Regions from separate parts of the Homo sapiens genome. Here region 1 is linked to region 2. The links are chromatin contacts, found by Hi-C or POLR2A ChIA-PET in ENCODE. All regions are on one chromosome and are shown on one strand. Each heading gives the region's core, a stretch centred on a gene start or an enhancer-like site at or near the end of the contact. The rest is flanking DNA. Distances are from core to core; before and after follow the strand shown.

The links. A loop is a pair of places that touch in the nucleus more often than their neighbours do. ChIA-PET counts read pairs that join two places held with the same protein, here RNA polymerase II (POLR2A). Pooled maps may share reads with other maps.
Region 1: a map of sigmoid colon shows a loop between it and region 2 (2.3-fold over the local background). The contact joins two enhancer-like sites. A Hi-C loop is called at or near these places in 3 of 168 maps with a recorded cell type or tissue (ascending aorta, heart right ventricle and sigmoid colon) and 4 of 50 pooled maps. POLR2A ChIA-PET finds 5 or more read pairs at or near these places in 4 of 52 experiments (Caco-2, H1, HepG2 and 1 more).

Annotation. Positions count from the first base shown.
Region 1 is chr2:28,434,186-28,441,977 of GRCh38, forward strand. No RefSeq gene overlaps it. Among named protein-coding and RNA genes, the nearest start is that of FOSL2-AS1, 43 kb to the left of the region's middle. RefSeq lists an enhancer at 5,697-6,196. Within about 2 kb of position 2,611, at least 8 of the 41 ENCODE cell types and tissues checked have a DNase peak (open chromatin) inside an H3K27ac peak, as active enhancers do.
Region 2 is chr2:27,753,439-27,760,433 of GRCh38, forward strand. No RefSeq gene overlaps it. Among named protein-coding and RNA genes, the nearest start is that of MRPL33, 15 kb to the right of the region's middle. Within about 2 kb of position 3,618, at least 9 of the 41 ENCODE cell types and tissues checked have a DNase peak (open chromatin) inside an H3K27ac peak, as active enhancers do.

The sequences.
Region 1 (7,792 bases), core at 1,361-3,860, 680 kb after region 2:
ATGGGAGAGGCTGGGCCGAGGCTGGAGTTCGGTCATGCTCCCCCTGCAACCCCGACTGGCAGTGAATGCCTCCAGAGGAAAACTGAAAACCAAGTGGGAGGTGGGGGCGTGCAGAGGGCTGGGGAAAGGGAAGGTGTCACTCTCTATTCACCAACCGAGCACAGCCCTGGGAGGCTTTCTGGAGGTAGGGGATGTTCTGGTCCATTTTCTCACCCTCAGGAAACTGTGGCCAACTTTAGTAGCTTGGGGTGTCCAAGCCACAAAAAGCTCTCAGTTCTGAGAAGTATGCACAGAGCGCTGTTGCCACGGGGGCAGGAGCCTCACTGCCTGGGGGATCCTAGAAAGCTTGGGGTGTCCCTATTACATTGCTGGGATGCTACTATCAAATCCCTGCACCTGAAATTCCAGGTTCCAGATTCGGGTACTCAGATGTCCCAAGAGAACTCCTCCCAGCATGAAAGATCTGTCCAGTCCAGCTGCAAAGGAGAGATGGCCAGTGACCTGCCAACTGTCTCCTGGATGCAGGTGGCCGGCCAGAACACATGGCCAAGACAGGGCTTGCCTCCACCCACCTCACAACTCATTTTGTTTACTGTGATGAAGAGGACAGCTGCCGATGGGGCCCAGGCAGGTCTCTGGCTGGCCGCCCAAATCAATGGGAATGTCCAAATTGTTTTTCAGGGAGAGCAGAGAGTGAAGGCTTCAAAGCGCTCAGCCCTCAGAGTGTGGAGCTCCAGAAGTTCCTTCCTGTGTCAGCCTTTTGGCTTGCTGTGGCCCAAGGACTAACACACACATGTACACACACACACACACACACACACACACACACACACACACACACACACCCTGCTTCTTGACTCCTTCTCCCAACTCCATTCCAGTCGTTAACAGCAGAAGGTAGAGACACTCTGACAACTCCATCCTGATTAAACATGCCCCATAGAAGGGCATCAGGAGTCTGAATAGAAGCTGAAATAGTTCCTGTTTCAGATCATGGGCTCTTGGCAAATAAGTGGCACCCCTGGCATAAAGAAGTGTGAATATCTTTCACCCCATTCTTCCCACTCAACTATCCAGTGGTTGAATTTCCTCTATAACATTCCTAGGACAGAATGGTTACCCAGGCTTTGCTTGAACTCCCCCAGTGATGGGGAGCTTACCACCTTCCAAAGTAACATACCTGGCAATTCTTGAGGCAGGAGGGTTCGTTCTTACCCTGGTCCTTCCTTATGCCATCCCATCTGTTTCCTGCTTGGTCGCCACAGGTGACCGTATTTGAAGACAGCTAACAGCTCTGTTTCTTTATGAGGAAACAGTGCGGGGTTTAGCAGGAGGATATAAATTCAGTCATTTCACACTTTAGGGAAGGTTTTCCCTGAGTTTCTGACCCACTACAGAGAGGCCATCCTTCTCTGTGGGCCCACATGTGGGCCCAGGACAACAGTGGAATGGATCTCTGGGCCCTTTTGACTGTAGACCACATAGCCTCGCTAGCTGGGAGGGACTCAGCCCACTGTCTGGGTGCTGGTGGAGCTTTTCTGGGTCCCTAGGGCCTGGAGAGAGGGACTCCATGCTCTGAAGAGAATGCTGTACTTGGAATCTGACCTCCAGACTAGCAGGCCTGTTTCTTTCTACTTCCCAGTTGGGATCTTGTAAGCAAGCTGCTGAAACTCCCTGAGCTTTAGTTTTCTCATCTATGAAATGGAGAAATATCTATTGTCTTTTTATGAGGATCGGATGACATCACTTATGGGAAAATACCTTATAAACCAAAACACAGTCTACAAATGATTAACCAGTCTAAATGGTAAGTGAAGGAGCTTGTGGAGTTTGGAGCTTGGAATTTCTTTGTCCCAAGTCTTGCTGGTGGGTGAATGTCTGGAGCAGAGTTGGTTTTAGGAGGACTTTGGATTCTTCTTCAAGCCTTGTGGATGTTTCCTGGTACCCCGGGGTTCCCCAGTGCAGGGCTCAGACCTGTTCATCCTGCGTGACCCCTGGCCCACATAAGGCCTCTCTGTGAGGGGACTCTAGGTCCAAACCCACAAGATCAAGTTTGGGGTGGAGGTCAGGCAGGTGGAGCCAGACGGGGCCTTCTGTTCTCCTCCCCTCTCAGGTGCCCCAGGGCTGCCAGCCCAGATCTGCACCTGCACAACCTCTGTTCATTGCGGCCCGCCATCACTCCCTGCCCAGCCTTTAATTTAGACAGAGGTGAATTCTAATCCCCTAATTAGAATGGACTTTAATGAGAGGAGCAATGGAGGGATCGGGAGTCGGGGAACCCAGACTAATGACAGTGGAGGAACTCTGAAGTGAGAGGATCTCTTTTAATCCAACCCCCTCATTGAACAGATGAGGCCCCAGGAGTGGGCAGAGGCCGGGCTAGCTGGTTCCCCTGGAGTCTCCTGTCTGAGCCAGGGCTCTCCCCTGCAGCCTGCTGCTTCTCGTGGTCTCTCTGTGCAGACTCCTAGCCTTCAAGCCTGCGGTCGTGGCTCTAGCCTGGCTCTCTGGATGGGCCGAGTCCCGTGACCGGGTGGGGATGGCCGCAGCCCTCGCCCTCCTGGAATCACAGGAGCAGGAAGGGCAGGAGCCTCCATAAATAGCAGCGTGTTGCCACCTGCCCAACCCCAATCCGGTTCATCCTGACTTAGCAGAAGCACTCGTGAGATGTCCTCCCAGGCAGGGATGGGCCAGGCAGCCTGTGCTTCCTCATGCCACACGGTGCCCCGAGGGTGGGAGTGCTGCAAACAAAGGGCATCCTGCCAAAGGGCCTTGGAGCGGGCAGGTAGTGCGGCAGCCCCTGAGGAGGAAGGAGAGCGAGGTCTGGATTTTCTGGGGGTGGGTGGTGTGAGCTAAGGTGGGGGGCAGGCAGCTTGTTTCAGGCAGGGCACAGGCCCACCCCGAGGTGGCAGCGTGGATCCCAGGGTGGGGGTGGGGGGAGGCGGGCAGCCGCACAGGCCGGCAGGGTCCTCTGCCCAGGTGTGGGGAAGGTGCTGGGCTATGCCTGGCAGCCTCCTCTCTCTCCATCTCCAACTGCCCTGTCCTCTCTGCCTGGGCTCCCAGCTATAAAGCAGGAACAAGCCTCATCCCTTACCTGCCTGAGGGGACATTGAGCAGGAGTGAGATAATGTCTGCTGCAGCTCAGCCTTCCACTGAACGAGGCAGTCTCTAGACGGAGTCTAATTTTACTGCCTAGAGCTCAGCCAGCTCCCTCTGGGGGCCCCTTGCTGCTCCCTGGCCCCTTCTGCAGGATCCACAGGCCCAACCTTGGCTTGGCTGTGGGAGGATCCCGAGGGCCAGCGCCCAGCTCTTGGGCCCGAGGCCTGGGCCTAGATTCATTCTTTCATAGCCCATTGTTCAGGGTTCAAGGAGCCGCCCACCCACCCGCCCCTGGCATTCTGGTTAAACCAGGAGTCTGGGCGGCCAGGCGTGGCCTGGGCCTAATGAGCAGGGTGTGCCCGGAGGAGTTGTTAGGAGCAGGGCGACAGCTGTGGGCAGGTTCCTACCCACCACGTGGGCGGGTGGCTTGCACAACAGCCCCCTGCGCGTTGGCGTGCTGCACGGCATTCTTGCCATGTGTTTATTTTTTAAAAACAAATGCTCAACGTTGGTGGGAGTGGTGAAGATATTTCTAAATGTTTCAAAGACATTGTGTTAACATGTTTTAAACCCCGAAGTCTATTGTCTTAGGAAAGTTGGTGCAAGTCTGTAGGATTTCCACCAGTCACAAAGAAGGCAGAATGCCAAAATCATAACAGGTAACCCCTTCCCCATGATTTTCAAAAGGAGGAATCTTCCAGAGTCACTTGGGGATTATGGGCAGGTGGCCCCACCAGGGCCGTCCTCCATGCCTGGTCTGTGGAGGAGGAGCTCCCTGCTCTCAGGGCAAACACAAGTGCATCCCAGCCGCTGGTTTCCTCTCCTGGGCTTGTTGACAGGAGGGTGGAATTCCAGGCCTGCTTGGTTTTCATGCATGGGGCTGTTAACTAGGATCCCTGGCAGCTCGAGGAGTTTTGGACCAAATCAATCCTCCAAGTAATGACCAGGCGAACTCAAGGCACTGTCTGTGTGTCACTGTGTATCTGGGACAGCCTTTGCTGTATTTGAGAGAAGCCGGTCTCCTGCCTTGCAGCAGAGCGTAGTTTGGTTGGTAGTTGGGGGTGGGTCATCCTGTTGTTGAAGTACCTCTTTGTGCCCCTGGAGACTTGCATTCTGGGTCCTGCTGTTAGTTGGGAGGTTTCCAGCTTAGAAACATTGTGGTCATCAGACGCCTTAATGGGAAAGCTGTAGCGAGGACAAGGGCAGGTGGGCCTAAGAAGAAGAGAGGTTGGAAGGATGTATCCTCGCATTCCAGATGGATGCCGCACAGGTCTAACAGCACAGAGGGAGAATCTGGAAACACCAGACTGCAGAGTTGGGTGGGACCCAGCATGGAGGGTGTTCCTCTAGTATCTCTGTCCAATATCATAATCGCCCAGGCCGCAGTGAGAGCATGGGCTAAAATTCACGCAGTCATTTCCTTCATGAGATAGCTTTGCAGATCACTGTGGTTGACTCGTGGGATACAGAAAGGTCAAGCCATTCTTGAAAGATCTCTTGTCAACACAACATCCCATCTAGCTCGAGTTCAGATCTCTTATGTGAGCCCCTGACGCTGCGGACCTGCCCCCCCGGCCATCACTCATCCAGCCTTCACAGGGCAGCAGGTGGCCACCATCTCCTCGGCTGAAAATGCCCTTGGAATGAAATGTACACCTCTTCAGTGCCCCCAACCCCTCCCTCCCTCACCGCTCCCATCTAAGCCACTCACTGTGCTCCGGACAAAATGGCCTCCTGCAGGCTGTTGCACATGATATGCTAAGCCTTCCCTTCCGTCTGCCTCTGCAATACACTGTCATTGCTATTCTTATCCCTATTTTTCCTATTTATTTCAGAAAAATTAAAATCCTACCTTCCCTGTTCTGGAAAGCATTCTTGCACCATGCCCTTCAAGACTGACTCAGTGGAGGGGGCTGCTGGAAGGAGCTGGAAGTTATATTGTTAGGGAGGGGACAGCCATGAGTTGGGAGGTCAGAATAGAAAATCTAAAAGTATTTTCAGTCTTGCAAGTAAGACAACTATCTATTGTGACGAAAAGAGTGACGTCACTTAGTGTGAGACCTTGGGCAAGTTCACCCCGCTTTCTGAGCCTCAAATTCCCCATCTCCAAATTGGGAACCATGAATCCCACCTCTCAGGGGCTTGTGAGGACCCACGGATGTGACCCTCATGAAAGTCTGGACCTGACACGAGGGAGATACATCATGAGCATCAGCCCTCCTTCCCCATCCCACAGGCCAGGAGCATCTGTCAGTGCCCCAGTGCTGACTCTCCAGGGCACTCTTCGGACTGAGGAGGAGGCAGAGGGCCTCATCAGCGGGGGCAGGGGGACCAGGAGGACTGGATGTTAACAAATTGCCCAGCACCAGTGGCCGTCATGTTTGTTTCTTAATTAGGCCGAGTTAATGAATGTCGTGGCTCGTGATTCACTGCTTTGGAGGATATATCCCTTTCTGTTTGCCTTCCTCTCACCTGGGCCTGACAGCTGCCACCCCCACGCCACCACCCTCCACACTCCTCTGCCACACAGCAGGCCTTGGAGTCAGCCCACCTGCCGGAGGGGGTGGCCATACTCAGTCTTGGGCCCCCAGCCCTGCTCCATCAGGGTTCCTGGACTGGCAGAGCCAGAGGGGACAATGGAGAGCCCCCATCAGTGCTGAGGAACTCAGCGTAGAACGCCCTGAGCTAGGCCCTCCCCTGAGCCCCGCTTTACTTTCACAGGTGGCAGGGCGGGCAACGGCCGCACGGGTGTTAGCAACAGAGTCCAGGCCAGCGGGCTGAGGCCCTGGACAGGTGTCGGGAGCCAGACTCATGACGCTTCCCCCACCTGCCCCCTTCCCTCTGCCCGCTACAGACAACACACGCCTGAAGCAGGGCTGAGCCCTGGGCGCAGTGGATAAGGCCTCTCCTTTTCGTCCATACAAACCTCTAGGGGACTTGCCATGCTTGTGGGGAGCCAGGTTGTCAGAAAATGGGCTCATGGGTGAGGTCTCCTGAAACTTCTAGCTTCTCCTGGGAGACCAGGGAGGGCAGAGATTTTAAAGTTTAAAAGGGTCCACATGTTCCTCAGTCTGAGAACCAGGCAGTCCTACGGAGAGGCCAGGGCTCAGCACTCACTCACTTCTTCAATGCCACCTTCCATACCCACTGTTTAAGAAGTCACCACCTTGGGCCTGAGCTGGGGGTGCTGTAGAGTGGAGCAGGGGCAAGCTGAGGGGGACAGAGGTCTAGCGGCAATTCTGGTGGAGAGTAAGCTCAACCTCTGGACAACCCAAAGACATTTCCTCCATGTGCCTTCCTCCAATGCCACTTTTTATTTTCTGAATTGTCTGCAAGGAGAGTGAGATGTTGGGCACTGCAGCCAGAAAGACCTTGTCCTCTGCCTGGGACAGAGGGAAGGACGGGCCAGAACCAACATCCTTGTCAGGGAGACTCAGGGCAACTGGGACCGAAGAGCTTCAGGGTTCAGCGTCCCCACCGGCTGGCCCCTCCACCAAGCAGGTTTGCAGGAAGACAGCATGACGCAGGAGGAACACAGTCACCTTAAAAGGCACCTGTTGACTCCCTAAGGTGCCTGGGCTCAGGGTGTGGGGTGGGGATGGGGGAGGGAAAAAGTGAAAAAGATCCAATATGGAGACACAAGAAACCAGGCTCTTTGGGAAGAAATTCATCAGGAAGTAGTTCTGGAACGTCTTTCTCCCAGTAAGCAGCACAAGCCATGCAGGCATTTGGAGGGGAGAACTTCTGCCCTCCAAACCCATGATGGTGCCATATGGAAAGTGATGATGCCACTGGAAGGCACCAATTGCCACTGGACAGGACACTGTGGTGTCTTGAGAGCAAGAGCACCAGCCTGTTTTTTATTTTATTTTATTTATTTTATTTTATTCTGGTTAACTATATAAAAGATTTATCTTGCCTCTTTTATTTTAATAAACTAGATAAATATTGTATTAAGAAATCAAGTTGTTGGCTGGGTGCAGTGGCTCACACCTGTAATCCCAACACTTTGGGAGGCGAAGGTAGGCAGATCACCTGAGGTCAGGAGTTCGAGACCAGCCTGGCCAACATGGTGAAACCCTGTCTCTACTAAAAGTACAAAAATTAGCTGGATGTGGTGGTGCACACTTGTAATCCCAGCTACTCGGGAGGCTGAGGCAGGCGAATCGCTTGAACCCAGGAGGTGGAGGTTGCAGTGAGCCGAGATCGTACCACTGCACTCTAGCCTGGGCGACAGAGGGAAACTCCGTCTCAAAAAAAAAAAAAAAAAAAAAAAAAGAAATCAAGTTGTTTGTGTTTAAATACTCACGAGTAAGGTTTGTTAGGTTTTATGTGCTAGCATTTTTTAAAATTTTTTATTTTTAAAATGTAATAAAATACACATAACATAAAATGTACTATCTCTTCCATCTTAAGAGTACAGTTCAGTCACATTAAGTATATTCACATTGTATGCAACCAATCGCTTTTTCATCTTAGGAAACTGAAACTCTGTACCCATTAAACAAAAACTCCCCATTTTCCCCTCTCTTCTGCCCCTGGCAACTGTTTTTGTGTGTGTGTGTTTTATTTGTTTTTTTGTTTGTTTGTTTGTTTTTGAGGTGTACTCTAGAGACACTGAGATGCGTCGATCTTAAGTGTAAAACTCACTGAGTTTTGACAGACGTGTACACCCATGCAACCACAATTCCAATCA
Region 2 (6,995 bases), core at 2,368-4,867:
GCATTTTCATGCTTCCGTGACTACTTTGCATATGCTGTTTCCTTTGCCTGGAGTGCCCCCTACCACTTCTCTTCTTAAAGAACTCCTATTCATCCTTCAAGACCCTACTCAAAAGTCAGGTTCTTTTTCAAAGCCTTGCTTGACTTCTCAGACAGGGTGGGATGCTCTGTGCTCTAGGCACAGGGTTCCTTCCCTGGCTCATCTGGGATTAGGGTAATTATTAGAATTTACATGTTTATCTTCCTTCTAGTTGTTCCTCCAGGGCAGGGACTGTCATTCACCTTTGCAAATGTGGTGTACAGCACAGTGCCAGGCCCTCGTAATTCCTCAGCCAGTATTTGTGGCAGGATAAACACAATTTCTTCTGGATTTATTGTAATTTTGAGTAGCATTAAGAGAATGCTTTTGTCTCTGTGGACATTCCCTGGCCTCCAGTGGCATCTCTCCAGACAAAGGTCACATATTTGTGAATCTGTATATTCACACAGCATCAGCATGTCACTTCTCAGGTATTTTACATCTGATTTATTTATTTTACACATTAACCCTATGGGTGGTTGTTATTGTTGCCATCATAAAATAAAGAGATCGAGATGCTAAGAGATTAAGTACCATGTTCAAGGTATCAGCACTTGGATGGCAGAGCTGGGACCTGAAACCAGGTATTCTGGCTGCAAAATCTTTTATCTACATCTGAGTTTCTGAGTAAGTGGTCTTTGAATCAGTAGGTCAGCGTCCCCTGGGGACTTGTTAGACAACCCAAAACTCCAAGGGTGGGGCCCAGCAATCTGTTTCAACCAGCCCTGCAGGTCATTCTATCCTCAAGTTAACACTGGCCTGTGCCACAGCTGCTCCAGTAGCTGTCCACAGCCATGGGAGGGCGCTCCAAGGCCGACTTTCACCACTGGGAACCTGTCAGGCACAGCAGAAGGCAAGAAAATGCATGAACTGGGAATTAGGCGGCAGAGTTCTAGTCCTGCCAGTTCTGCAATTATTGGTTGAGTGATTTGGAGCACATTATTTAATGTTTAACCTCCCTGGGCCTCAGTTTTCTCATCTGTAAAATGAGGATGATGACTAAATGTTCTCATCTCTAATTTCCCTTTAAATTCTGTTATTCAGCTCTCCTTTGGAGTAATATGTTGTCTGTGCCAAGGATGGAATGAAAACAGAGTATGATGGCTCATCTTGACTTTTTCCTTACTTACAAATGGAGAGCCCCAAAGTCCAAATCCTTGGACCAGCTATCCCCCAACTTCCTCCTTAGGGGCAGAAGGTGAGAGCAAGCAAACATTTGAGTTGATTCATGAAACTTTACTGGGCAAAGAATAGAAAATGTTGGTTTGGACCCTCCTTCACTATCTGGGGCCCCTCCACATGAGCTCCTTCACCGATCCGTCTCCTTCAGCTGCTTCCCCACTGTGACTCTACCAGCCCCTCTCTATCCCCCCTTCAAGCCTGAGCACTTTCCCTGCACCCCCACCTGGAGTTGCCCAATTCACATGCTCTTGTTTATTCACTGCTCTTCTGAGGAAGGGTGGGGTTGGTGTCAGGGTGACTTACTAGGTTTGACAGGGGCTTGGTGGCCTCATGGGGAGCCCCTCAGACGCTGGCTTCACATGGCCCCTCCTGCTGGCTTCACATGGACCCAACGGCCCTCCCTGGAGCCCACCTCACAGTGGATGGGACTGTACCTACTGGGCACTGGTGGGGCCCAGCATTCAGCTGACGGCTGAAAAAACCTCCGGTCTACATTGGGCTAAAAGGGAGGAAGAATGTTTCTTGCCCTTTTGAGATGTTTGCAAAAATCCCCAAAAAGCAATTGTGTTGTCAGAGTACAGCCTTGAATCAGAAAGGTGGTTAGAAGAATTTTAATCACCCAGGAGCTTGGCATCAACATAAGAACATGGCTGATACTCAAGTCCAGAGAGACTAGGAGAACTGGGGAGTTTCAGAAGTTGGTCAAAGAACGTGTTGCCTTTGGCAAAACCACACGTGTCAAACAATCCGAGTGTCTAATCAATCTGTATCGCTCTCAGAGAGACTTTCAGCACAAGGTTTCAGAAGCCAGGAAAAGCCTAATAATGTAGGACATCAGGTGTCCCCAGCAACCCTGGGGTGAAAAGCCAAAGAAGGTGGTTCTTAAACAAGGGCTTGGCCAGGCCCAGTGGCTCACACCTGTAATCCCAGCACTTTGGGAGGCCAAGACGGGCAGATCATGAGGTCATGAGATCGAGACCATCCTGGCTAAAACGGTGAAACCCCGTCTCTACTAAAAATACAAAAAATTAGGTGGGCATGGTGGCGGGCGCCTGTAGTCCCAGCTACTCGGGAGGCTGAGGCAGGAGAATGGTGTGAACCCGGGAGGCGGAGCTTGCAGTGAGCCGAGATCGCGCCATTGCACTCCAGCCTGGGTGACAGAGCGAGACTCCGTCTCAAAACAAACAAACAAACAAACAACAAGGGCTCTGGGAAGACCGGAAGCCAATGTCGACTCCTCCTCAGTTGAAGGTCACCGAGGCTGCATTTCTCAGCTGCAAGTGACCAGGGAAGCTGACCACCCCTTAGATGATCAGTGGAACAACATGTTGATAAGAATATGTGTGTAAAGTTGTGTGCAGTTACGGTTTCTGTGCCTTTTAAATCAATACACATTGTCTCAACCTAGTACCCTGGAGTCCCATGTCAACACCTTCTGCTGATGGCTGCTTTCTTGACCCATTCTGAGCACCCCAAAGTGGGCCTGGTAATTGAGTTCAACCGGGAACCTGCTGACCTGCCTCAGCAGTCTTGGAACTTCCCAGGATCCCAGGGGGCTTGGAAGCCTGGGGACCACCCAGGCGTGGATTAGGATTCCTGGACTGCTCCAGCATGGGCCCCTCTCCCTCCCCACAGTCAGCACCTGTCCCATCTCAGCCTGAAATTGGCCTGCTTTCCTCCAAGACTTGGATCGAAAGACTCTTCTGCACATGTTCAAAATGTATTTCAACTCCTTAGAGTCTCCTAAGCCTCCCATTGCCAAGCCCCTGTGACTTCACAGACACTGAGCACTCATCTCTGGTGCTGTCTTCTACCCAAAGAGTGGCCACATCTGAACATGCTGGTCCTTTAGCTCTCTGTTGTGCAGGAGTGAGGAGACACGGGCTGTAGTCTCAGCATGCTGATGCAGTCTAGCTGTGGGCCCTTCGGCAGGTCACTTTACTTCTCTGGGCCTCAGTTTTATCATGTGTAAAATGAGAATGTTGCTTTAGATGCCCTCTGAGATCTTCCAACTCTAACATTCTGAGATTCTGGGGGCCGCCCTGGCCGAAACAGGTTCAGAGGTGCTGCACATCACCCCACACATAGCCATGAGGACATAGGAGAGAGTCCATGTAGTGTCAGGACAGTGGGGAAGACCCTGGGGCAGATGAATACTTTTCTTTCATGGACTTCGATTTGAGGAGAGCCTGTTGGGTGGGTCCTGGCTGGAAAGAGTGAAACAGCCTCCCTCAGACTCCCCCTGTGCTTGAGTGGTTGCCTCACAGGCTGTCACTTAACCCTCCTCACCACTTCCCAGGGTGGGAAAGGGAAGGGCAGACGGGGAACAGCTGATGAAATAGGCAGACACAAGCGTGTGTTCCTCAAAGACAAAGCCAAGGTCAACAGAGCTGGGCCAACTTGGGCTGCAGCTGCAGGCCCTGCTCTTTGCAGAGTTTCAGCTTCCTCTTCTTGACTCTCTCCTAATAATTTAAATGGGGTTCTTTCTCAGAGCACCAGAGCCAATGGTTGATACTTTGTGTTAGAATTTACCCACAACTATCCACTTGTGTTGCTCTTTAACCTGAAGCCAAAGAGAATGTCCTTGGCTGCTGGGAATGTGTGCAGTGAGGGCACCCAGGAGTGGGATGGTTGTTCTGAGCCTGTGCTCCCACCAGACCATACTTTCTGTGTGCTCTTCCAGGAGGAAATGGATCCAGCCAGAAGGATCAGAGAGTGTCAGAAGATCTGGAAACTTCCTCCGTAGGGCCAAAGCCTCAAAATATGCCATTCTATTCTGGGGAATGCCATTTCTATTCAGGGCTCCATCCATCAAATGGAAATGGGACTCTAGGCTACTTTCCCATCTCCCAGGAATTTGGATGCCTAGAACACAACAATTCTTTTAATCTTCTAAGTTAAAAAAAAAAAATTCGGGGACAGGTGCAGTGGTTCACTCTTGTAATCCCAGCAGTTTGGGAGGCCGAGGTGGGCAGATCACTTGAGGCTAGGAGTTGAAGGCCAGCCTGGGCAACATAGTAAGACCCTATCTCTCAAAAAAAAAAAAAAAACAAAAAAAACAACAGTTGGGTGTGGTGTTTCATGCCTGTAGTCCCGGTTACTTGGGAGGCTGAGGTGGGAGGATCATCTGAGCCCAGGGAGATTGAGGCTGCATGCAGTGAGCCATCATTGCACCACTGCACTCCAGCCTGGGCAACAGAGTGAGACCCAGCCAAAAAAAAAAAAAAAAAAAGATTCTATAAGGGGGAAAAAGACAAGGCGTATCAAGTCCTTGACAATAAGAAAATTGCTAAATATTGCACTCAAACTAGCTTAATAATGAACAACTATACCTTCATCATAAGTTGCAAAGAACTTTGTCATACTAAATTCATACTTCGACACTGTATATTCACTCAAAAGGCTTTATAAAGAAAGTGCAAATATAGTTAGACCCCCAAATCAGTCATAATCATCATAATTTACTGAATACTTATCAAGTGCCAGGCCCTGTACTAGGTGACTTAAATGAATTATCATATTTCATCCTCACAAGAACCCTATGAGACTGAATCTATTATTATCCCAATTTTATAGATAGAGACACTGAGGCACAGAGGTTTTTTTTGTTTGCTTGTTTGTTTTTTTTTTTTTTGAGACAGAGTCTTGCTCCATTGCCCAGGCTGGAGTGCAGTGGCATGATCTCAGCTCACTGCAACCTCTGCCTCCCTGGACCAAGTGATTCTCTGAGGCACAGAGGTTTAAATAACTTGTCCAGGCAGGGCGTGGTAATCCCAGGAGTTTGGGAGGCCGAAGCCAGCAGATCATGAGGTCAAGAGATGGAGAGCAACCTGGTCAACATGGGGAAACCCCATCTCTACTAAAAATAAAGAAATTAGCCGGGTGTGGTGGCGCGCACCTATAATCCCAGCTACTCGGGAGGCTGAGGCAGGGGAATTGCTTGAATCAGAGAGGCAGAGGTTGCAGTGAGCCAGGATTGTGCCGCTGTACTCCAGCCTGGTGACAGAGCGAGACTGCATCTCAAAACAAAGCAGAACAGAACAAAACAAAACAAAACAAAACAAAACAAAAACAACTTCTCCAAGGACAGAGAGCTAGTAAGTGATAGAGCCACGGTATCGAGCTGGTTTCCCTGACTTTGGAGCCTGTGCTCATAACCAGCTGAAAACTTCACATACACAAATAGAGAATTTAGGGGGACAGAATCCTTAAAAATACAAAAGGTTCGCTAGAATGTTCTCTAAACCCCAAATTCCCCCATAATTTCAGTAAATAAGACCTATGGCCAGGCACCGTGTGGCTCATGGCTGTAATTTTAACACTTTGGGAGGCCAAGCTGGGAGGATCACTTGAGCCCAGGAGTTCAAGACCAGTCTGGTTAACATAGTTAGGCCCTGTCTCTACAAAAAATTTTTTAAAAATTAGCTGGGTGTGGTGGCACATGCCTGCAGTCCCAGCTCCTTGGGAGGCTGAGATAGGAGGATGGCTTGAGCCCAGGAGTTCAGGTCTGCAGTGTGCCAAGATGGCACCACTGCACTCCAGCCTGGACAGCAAAGTGGGACCTTGTCTCAAACAAAAAACAAACAAACCACCATAATTTTCTTTTCTTTTTTTTAATTTATTTTGAGATGGAGTCTTGCTCTGTTGCCTAGGCTGGAGTGCAGTGGTACCATCTTGGCTCACTGCAACCTCTGCCTCCTGGGTTCAAGCAATTCTCCTGCCACAGCCTCTCAAGCAGCTGGGATTAAAGGCATGTGCCACCATGCCCGGCTAGTTTTGGTATTTTCAGTAGAGATGGGGTTTCACCATGTTGGCTAGGCTGGTCTTAAACTCCTGACCTCAAGTGATCCGCCCACCTTAGCCTCCCAAAGTGCTGAGATTACAGGCGTGAGCCACTGTGCCCAGCCCATAATTTTATTTTCTAAAATTTGTCTTAAGGAACATACATTTTGAATGCAACATATAGATTTTTGCTTTGTGGGAAGGCACACACCTAAACCTTTCACCTAGTCGGTTAATTCTGATATGATTAATTCTGTTAATAATGAACGATTGACTTATTTTCTTATTGGTTTTGAATAACCACATTCAGAAAGGAGCCTAGGCAAGGTGGTTTATAATTTAAGTATGAATCTTCTAATTACACATTTGTTTGTATATGTTCATGCATAATCAAATTGAATCAAATGGACAGCCTGAAAAATGAGATTATAGTGTTAGCATGGTAGAGCAGGAGTTGGGGGCATTCTTCTTGCATCAGCCATCAACTTGATTTATAGATGTTTTATCTCATTAACCTTTAAGTCATAGAGCTAATTAGTGGCTCTGGGAACTGCAAAACACACTTGAAGCAATCACGTAGCTCTTTAACTTCGTCATGCACCAAATTAAACTGGACCCAATTATTCCAAATCATAGAAGACATCTTTTGAAAGACTTTGCCTCCTTCATTTCAAATGGCTCACTGGGATGAATATCATACTTGATGAGAACCCAGATTTCCTCTTCTAGCTGCATGCCATATTGTGTTAAAACCATCTGAATTCTTCAAAAGTTCTTGCTTCACAAAGAGACACATATATGCATTTGGTGTGATTATTCCTTTTTGGGTAAAGTTGTCCCAGGACCCTATGGAGGGTGTCACCCTGAGGATAGCACTGCTGACCTTCCACCTGCAGCTGGGGATCAGGGCAGCCATGCTGGAACCCAGATTGTTCAGGAGGCTGCCATCTTGA